Regions from separate parts of the Homo sapiens genome. Here all the other regions are linked to region 1. A link is a loop called in an ENCODE intact Hi-C map of the cell type or tissue named here. Cell type or tissue: B cell. All regions are shown on one strand. Region 1 overlaps SELP (selectin P). Region 2 overlaps FIRRM (FIGNL1 interacting regulator of recombination and mitosis). Region 3 overlaps F5 (coagulation factor V).

What was found. A loop is a pair of places that touch in the nucleus more often than their neighbours do. Peaks named below come from ENCODE experiments on the same cell type or tissue, not always from the same donor. Only the 100,000 strongest peaks of a DNase experiment are listed, where the experiment ranks them.
Region 2: it touches region 1 in a loop (19-fold over the local background); 56 of 110 quality-filtered maps call a loop at or near these places.
Region 3: a loop joins it to region 1, with 12 times the contacts of the local background. A loop is called at or near these places in 9 of 110 quality-filtered maps.

Annotation. Positions count from the first base shown.
Region 1 is chr1:169,600,080-169,602,579 of GRCh38, reverse strand. The region is part of intron 10 of SELP (selectin P); the gene reads left to right. Among named protein-coding and RNA genes, the nearest start is that of F5, 15 kb to the right of the region's middle. In B cell, CTCF peaks have their summits at 1,092 and 1,292 (motif pointing left); a DNase peak (open chromatin) is centred at 1,289; H3K27ac peaks cover 1,314 bases.
Region 2 is chr1:169,808,655-169,811,154 of GRCh38, reverse strand. The region is part of intron 9 of FIRRM (FIGNL1 interacting regulator of recombination and mitosis); the gene reads right to left. Among named protein-coding and RNA genes, the nearest start is that of FIRRM, 15 kb to the right of the region's middle. In B cell, CTCF peaks have their summits at 1,130 and 1,330 (motif pointing right); a DNase peak (open chromatin) is centred at 1,364.
Region 3 is chr1:169,549,185-169,551,684 of GRCh38, reverse strand. It overlaps F5 (coagulation factor V), which reads left to right. Exons shown (of 25, transcript NM_000130.5): 9 at 946-1,045; 10 at 1,670-1,884. Among named protein-coding and RNA genes, the nearest start is that of F5, 36 kb to the left of the region's middle. In B cell, CTCF peaks have their summits at 990 and 1,192; a DNase peak (open chromatin) is centred at 1,234.

The DNA of each region.
Region 1 (2,500 bases):
CTGTTTACCACAATTCTAAAATAATAAGGAAAGGCAGTATCATCTCATTTTATAGATAAGGAAGAGACACAAGCTTAAAGAGGTTAAATAACTCGTCCAGGGTCACACTGTTAGTAAGTGAAAAGGCTCAGCTCTATGTCACTGAAAGTTTTACTTCCTTACAGAGTCTTCTTCAGCTACATTCTTCATTTCTTCATTCCTACATTCACCTTCAACTGAGCATTACTAAATCCCAGCCACAGACCTTATTTAGGGATGGGTGAGATTTAACCCTAGCATAACTATGTGTGCACTTCCCTCCTCTCTCCACTTCTATATTGAATATAAGCTTCTTGAAGGCAGGAGCTGTGCCTTCTTCATCTTTATACCCCCTGCAGCAGCTAGACAGAATAAAAATGGGTGTGTGTGACAAATATCTGTTGAATTGAAGGTGATCATTTACCAGTAAAATTTACTCAAACACAAGCTTTGGTAATTTAGTGGAATTCTCAAAGGCAGGGGCCAGATCTTATCTGTCTTTAATTCCCCTGAGACATCTGGCTGGCAAAGTATCTAGTATATTTTATGTTCTAAAATAGAAGTGCACTGAATTAATTAATTCATAGCTCCTGTTTAGTTGCAAAAGGTGCTATTGTTCTAATGTATTGTTCAGTGTAGAGTTAGTAATAATGAGACCAGTGATAATGGTAATAATTATTGCTTAATGTAGGACTACCTATTTCATAAGCATCATCACATTCAATCCACACAAATGACCCTTAAGTTGGTTATTACTATGCCCATTTTAAAGGTGAAGAAACTGAGGCTTTGAGAGGTTAAGTAGCTAGCAAAGTTCATATAGCTTGAAGTATGGAGACAGGATGCAAACCCAGGCCTAGTCTGATTATAGGGCTAGTGTTTTGACCACTGAACTACACTATCACCCAGTGGCAGAGCTTCTGAATCTCAGGTAAGTCACTTGTGAATTTACTCTTTTCCACTCCACAGATTGCAGCTATAACTGCTAAATGAACTTTAGAAATGGCAGTGCCTGGTGATCAGATGAGAGAATATGTTGGTAGAAATCTATTCGTGTTACACAAAAACAGCTAAAATATTATTTATTCCTTCCTGTGGAATGAGCACTAGATTAATATCCAAAGACTTGTATTGCTCTCTCTCCAAGTCATGTGCCATTAGGAAAGTCTTGTCACACCCTTAGGCTCCCGTTTTCTCAATTCCAAAAGGAGAAGAGTGGACCAGACCATCTTTGAGGTCGCTTCCCTGGTCAAGAATTCTGTAGGGTGAAAGACATAAAATGCTACCATCTGCTGTCAAAAAGATATACTACAAGTTCCCTGAGAATTCTAGAACATGTATGGAGGAAAGCATTTGGGCTTGTGGTTTTTCACTCATTCATTTATTCCTCACTCTCTTATTCATTTATTCCATTGACATTTCTCATAAGTTCTATTTTCCCACATTTTAAGGCTAAAGAATATTTAAAAAAACCTTTAAAAATCTCATTCACATTTTAAATCATGTAGGCAACCAACATGGCTGCTAAATCTGTAATCTCTAAAGCCCTTGCTTCCCTTCACTACTTTCCAGCCCCCCTTTCTCTGCAGGAGGAGGCATTTGCCTCCCACTTTGCAGGCCCCATCCCCACTCACTGTCAAGACCCAACCCTGACCATGAACAGCAGCTTTAACCCACTATGGCCCTTGGAATTATCAACCTTGACTGATCCTGATCTTGAGCCCTGGTTTTTGCATTTGTGTTTCTTCTTCGTTCTCCAAATTTATGCTCTAAATTTAGGCAAATGGTTCCTCTTATTTTCCCATATGCCTGAACCCATTAATTTTTAACCCTCAGCACTGCCCCCTAGAACCCCAATTTTCACATGGTGTTTTGCAGAGTTCTAGGATACATCAGATGGACTCAGGGGCCTCCAAGTAAGCAGAGGCAGTGTGGCAGGTGGAGTTCTCAAGCTGTCTCTTCAGAGTGCAATGTGAGATTTCATTTTGGGGGATGGCTCTACCGATAGTTCCACTTTAGTTAGAATGCCGGTTCCCTGGGCCCTCTGGGATGTGGCCTCTGCCTAGTTGTTCCTCAGTATCTGCAGGGGGAATTGGTTCCAGGACTCCCTGCAGATACCAGAATCCCCAGATGCCCAAGTCACTTATATAAAATGGCATAATATTTGCATATAACCTACATACATTCTCCTTTAGACTTTTAAACCGTCTTTAGATTACGTATAATACCTAATGCAAAGCCTACACATCACTTCATCTGCATGGATTCAACATACTCAGCACATGGCAAATTCAAGTTTTGCTTTTTGGAACTTTATATAATTTATTTTTTTTCTGAATGTTTTTGATCCACAACGAGTTGAATCCGTAGATGCAGAACCCTTGGATACAGAGAGTCGGTTATTTTTCAGCCTTGTCTCTGCCTTTGCCCTTCAGGACCTGAAGTCCTTTTCATGAGCCTAAGCAGTGCTTGAGGTTCTTGT
Region 2 (2,500 bases), 210 kb before region 1:
GGCGCGGTGGCTCACGCCTGTAATCCCAGCACTTTGGGAGGCCGAGGCGGGTGGATCATGAGGTCAGGAGATCGAGACCATCCTGGCTAACAAGGTGAAACCCCGTCTCTACTAAAAATACAAAAAAATTAGCCGGGCGCGGTGGCAGGCGCCTGTAGTCCCAGCTACTCGGGAGGCTGAGGCAGGGGAATGGCGTGAACCCGGGAAGCGGAGCTTGCAGTGAGCCGAGATTGCGCCACTGCAGTCCGCAGTCCGGCCTGGGCGACAGAGCGAGACTCCGTCTCAAAAAAAAAAAAAAAAAAAAAAAAAAAAAAAAAAAATTGGGGGCTAAAGAACTATATGTTAAAACTATACATTAAAAACTCTAATAGAATATTCTCTTTTTGAAACCAATTTCAAGACTTAATTGAGAATAAATATCGATTTTAGGGGTTGTTATGGGTTGAACTGTGTCCCTCCCAAAAAGCTTTAAGTTCTAACTCCCAATACTTCAGAATGTGGCCTTATTTGGAAATAGGGTTATTGAAGACATAATTAGTTAAGATGAGGTCATATTAAAGTAAGGTATGCCCTTAATCACTATCACTGGTGTTCTTATAAAAAGATGATGTGAAGACACAGAAAGCCAAAGTAAGCTAAGGATTGCCAGTGACACCGAGAAGCTAAGAGAAAGATATGAAATATATTCTCCCCTAAAGCCTTCCAGAGAACATGGCCCTATTGACACACTGTGAACTTCTGCCTCTAGAAATGTGAGAGAATAAAATTCTATTGTTTTAAGCCACCTAGTTTGTGGTAACTTGTTACGGCAACCCCAGGAAATTAATACAAGGAATGATACATCACATGCTTCTATAAATAGTGTAATATTAATTAAATCTACTGGTTTTATTTTGACTTTTTTCCAAGTGAGATGATATGGCTTGAAGATTGGTGTCCTCCCAGACACCTAACACCCAATGTGATACTATTAAGAGGTGGGGCCTTTGGGGAAGTGATTAAGTCATGAGGGCTCTGCCCTCATGAATGACATAAGTGCCCTTATAAAAGAGGTTGAAGGGAGCTGTCTTGCCCCTTGCACTAAGTGAGGATGCAGCAACAAGGGGCCATTTTTGAAGCAGACGGCACACCCTCGTTAGACACCAAATCTACTGGTGCCTTGATATTGGGCTTCCCAGCTTCCAGAACTGTGAGAGATAAATTTCTAATATTTATAATCCCTTACCCAGTTTAAGGGATTTTGTTATAGCAGCCTAAATGGACTAAAACACAAAGTGAAAACTGCCAGGAAAACTTCAATACTTTACTTTGATTGGTAAATAAATATTAATAGTGAACAGCAGAGGGCGTCGCTGATCAGAATTTGGAGTTAAGATTGAAGAAATTATACAGTCCACCTCAAAGCTCCATTTCAGGCAATGGACAGTAAGCAGAACTGGTCACATTTATCAGTCCCAAATTTGAAAAAATGAGAATTTTCTTGGACAGTTAAGAGAATTTAAATTTTCTGATTTCCATCTATAAGCAGTTTATATAAACTGAAGATATACTTTATGTACAGCCACCCTGGCTAAGCAGCCCCCATACTCTCTCTTGCCACTATAGACTATACTGTTGTTTAGACTTTCTTCATCTTACTCTTGGTCCAAGTATCTCTGTTTAATTTTCCTCTCCAAGTACTAGCTGCAAACTCTGTGGTGTCAAGAGAAGCAAGAAGGAAACTGAAAAAGGAGGAGGTTGGTGTTGAGAATATGAATCTATAGGATAAAGGTAAAGAAGAAAACAACCTTCCTGCCATTGATATAGGATACCCAAACAAACTTCTCCTTTTAGCAAGGTAAGAGGAATCAGAAAGGATGCACGAATGAAGTGAGGACAAAAAAGGAAAGGGAAAAAGGAAGAAGGGATACAAGGGGAGGGGCAGGTGAGATAAAGAAGAGAAGCAAGAAGAAAAAAGTTAGCCCCTTCCTAACACTACTCCTCATTTCCTTCTTACTACCTTCAGAACTTCTTTTTAAAGTTCCACCCTCCCCTAGGGTCTGTCCTTCCAGATCAGCCCTGCCCTAGGAGTTGCTACCAGTTTTAGGACTTGGATGAACCCCTACACTTTCACCCCCATAGCTGACTGGCAGGGAAGAGCGCAGGTACAAAGGAATTCCCTGTATCAGCTTGCAGATGTACAATAGAAGGGGCTATGTCATTGCTATTCAAGGAAGAAATATTCAATTCATGGTCCCATTAAAATTATTACATATAGGCTGGGCGCGGTGGCTCACACCTGTAATCCCAGCACTTTGGGAGGCCAAGGCGGGTGGACCACCTGAGGTCAGGAGTTCGAGACCAGCCTGGCCAACATGGCGAAACCCCGTCTCTACTAAAAAAATTAGCCAGGCGTGGTGGCAGGCGCCTATAATCCCAGCTACTCAGGAGGCTAAGGCAGAACGATCCCTTGAACCCGTGAGGCAGAGGCTGCAGTGAGCCAAGGTCATACCACTGCACT
Region 3 (2,500 bases), 51 kb after region 1:
TTTTGCAGATTAAAGAGCCTAACTAGGACTCCTGTGTGTTTTATGCACCTGACAAGGTCTATTCTGTTCATTTAAAATAGCCAAAGGACAAAAGCAGTTTTTTTTCTCCATGCCTCTTTCCCTTCTTCCATTTCTGATCCCTTTTATGTGCTCTCAGCAAGTGTAGACATACCTTATTAAAAGTTCAGGATCTGGCTATTTGTCTGTGCCTCTCAAGCAAGTAGCTTTTCCCCCCCACCAAGGGTCTTACTCTGTCACCCAGGCTGGAGTGCAGTGGTGTGATCATGGCTCACTGCAACCTCCACTTCCTGGGCTCAGGCGATTCTCGCACCTCAGCCTCTCAAGTAGCTGGGACTACAGGCACACGCCCCAACGCCTGGCTAATTTTTGTATTTTTTTGTAGAGATGAGGTTTCACCATGTTGCCCAGGCTGGTCTTGAACTCCTGAGCTCAAGTGATCCACCTGCTTCAGCCTCCCAAAGTGCTGGGGTTACAGGTTTGAGCCACTGAACCTAGCTGAGAAGATGACTTCAAAGACAGTGTCCTAAAAAATCTACCGGGCAGGGGAAGGGGATCATGGTCTAGAGATGAGAAGCAGATTCAAAATGAGATGTGGCCCAAGCTGAAAAGAGAAGGGCAGGGGAAGGAGGACTTGCTTGGAGAGAGTGATACTGTGAGGAAAACGTCACTTCTCCTAACCTATCCTCTAAAGTCAGACTTCTCTTTCCATTTTCCACCTTAATGTGTGAGTGAAACACTCTCTCCAATGCTCCTGCCAAGTGATGAGGGGAGGTTACTGCTCAGATAAACAGATCTAATTTTCCTACTGTGTGTACACATGTATACACACACACCATCCAAAAGGTGAATATGCAAAGCTAGTATCTTATATTATTTGTCATGATCAACCTTAAATCCTAGAATAAATTTGATTTAACTTTGTAGATCGTGTTCAAAAATATGGCCAGCCGCCCCTATAGCATTTACCCTCATGGAGTGACCTTCTCGCCTTATGAAGATGAAGTCAACTCTTCTTTCACCTCAGGTTTGAATCTTTCACTTCTACTGAATCCAACTAGTAACTTCTGAGAGGCTGCCACATTTTTCTGCTATTCTCCTTGCCCGGTGGTGTCACTACTGCAGTCAGGTAGTATACATGTAGGAGTATCCTAAAAATCACAGCCAAACCCTTCTCACTTCAGGAGTTTTGTCTCTTAGTGGTAACAAAATATGGTGTCTTTTATTAGTGTCATAGTGGCCTCTAGTGGAGCATTATCTAATGGCTACATGTTATCCAGGTTCCAAGTAGAATATTTAAAGAATTCAATTGAACAATGAGAACATTTAGACACAGGATGGGGAACATCACACACCGGGGCCTGTCGGGGGGGGGGGGTGGGGGGCGGGGGGAGGGATAGCATTAGGAGATATACCTAATGTTAATGACAAGTTAATGGGTGCAGCACACCAACATGACACATGTATACATATGTAACAAACCTGCACGTTGTGCACATGTACCCTAGAACTTAAAGTATAATTTAAAAAAAATAAAAATAAAAGAATTCCTTTTGCAATATTAATTGGTTCCAGCGAAAGCTTATTTATTTATTTATTATCATGAAATAACTTTGCAAATGAAAACAATTTTGAATATATTTTCTTTCAGGCAGGAACAACACCATGATCAGAGCAGTTCAACCAGGGGAAACCTATACTTATAAGTGGAACATCTTAGAGTTTGATGAACCCACAGAAAATGATGCCCAGTGCTTAACAAGACCATACTACAGTGACGTGGACATCATGAGAGACATCGCCTCTGGGCTAATAGGACTACTTCTAATCTGTAAGAGCAGATCCCTGGACAGGCGAGGAATACAGGTATTTTGTCCTTGAAGTAACCTTTCAGAAATTCTGAGAATTTCTTCTGGCTAGAACATGTTAGGTCTCCTGGCTAAATAATGGGGCATTTCCTTCAAGAGAACAGTAATTGTCAAGTAGTCCTTTTTAGCACCAGTGTGATAACATTTATTCTTTTTTTTTTTTTGTCTTGTCTATTTTTATCAGTACCATCACTGCCGAAGGCAAGTCTAGAGTGTGATAACATATTTTGTCTTAGTTTCAAATTCCAGGTCTGTTGGTATTGGATGTGTTGAGCAAGTTGATTAGCCTTTCCTAATTTCTTCCTTTTATCAAATGGGTAATAACCCTCCTAAAAATGTTACAGGTCTGTTTGGGGGTTCAGTGAGATACCATCTGGTAAAAGTATAAAGCTCTTTACCAGTCTTTGCTATTTTTAGAGACCTGCAATAGGGAGACAGAGGAGAGATTCTCTGAAAGCAACCAAATTTAGAGACATAGTTCCTAGTGAAATTGGACCCAGATTATGGCCCATCTCTGTTGAGACTAAAGTATACAGAAGAATGTGAACAAAGATACTGAATTTCTGAGTTTGTCTTCATTGAAGAATTGTAGTCTCATATTATTAAACTAAAAT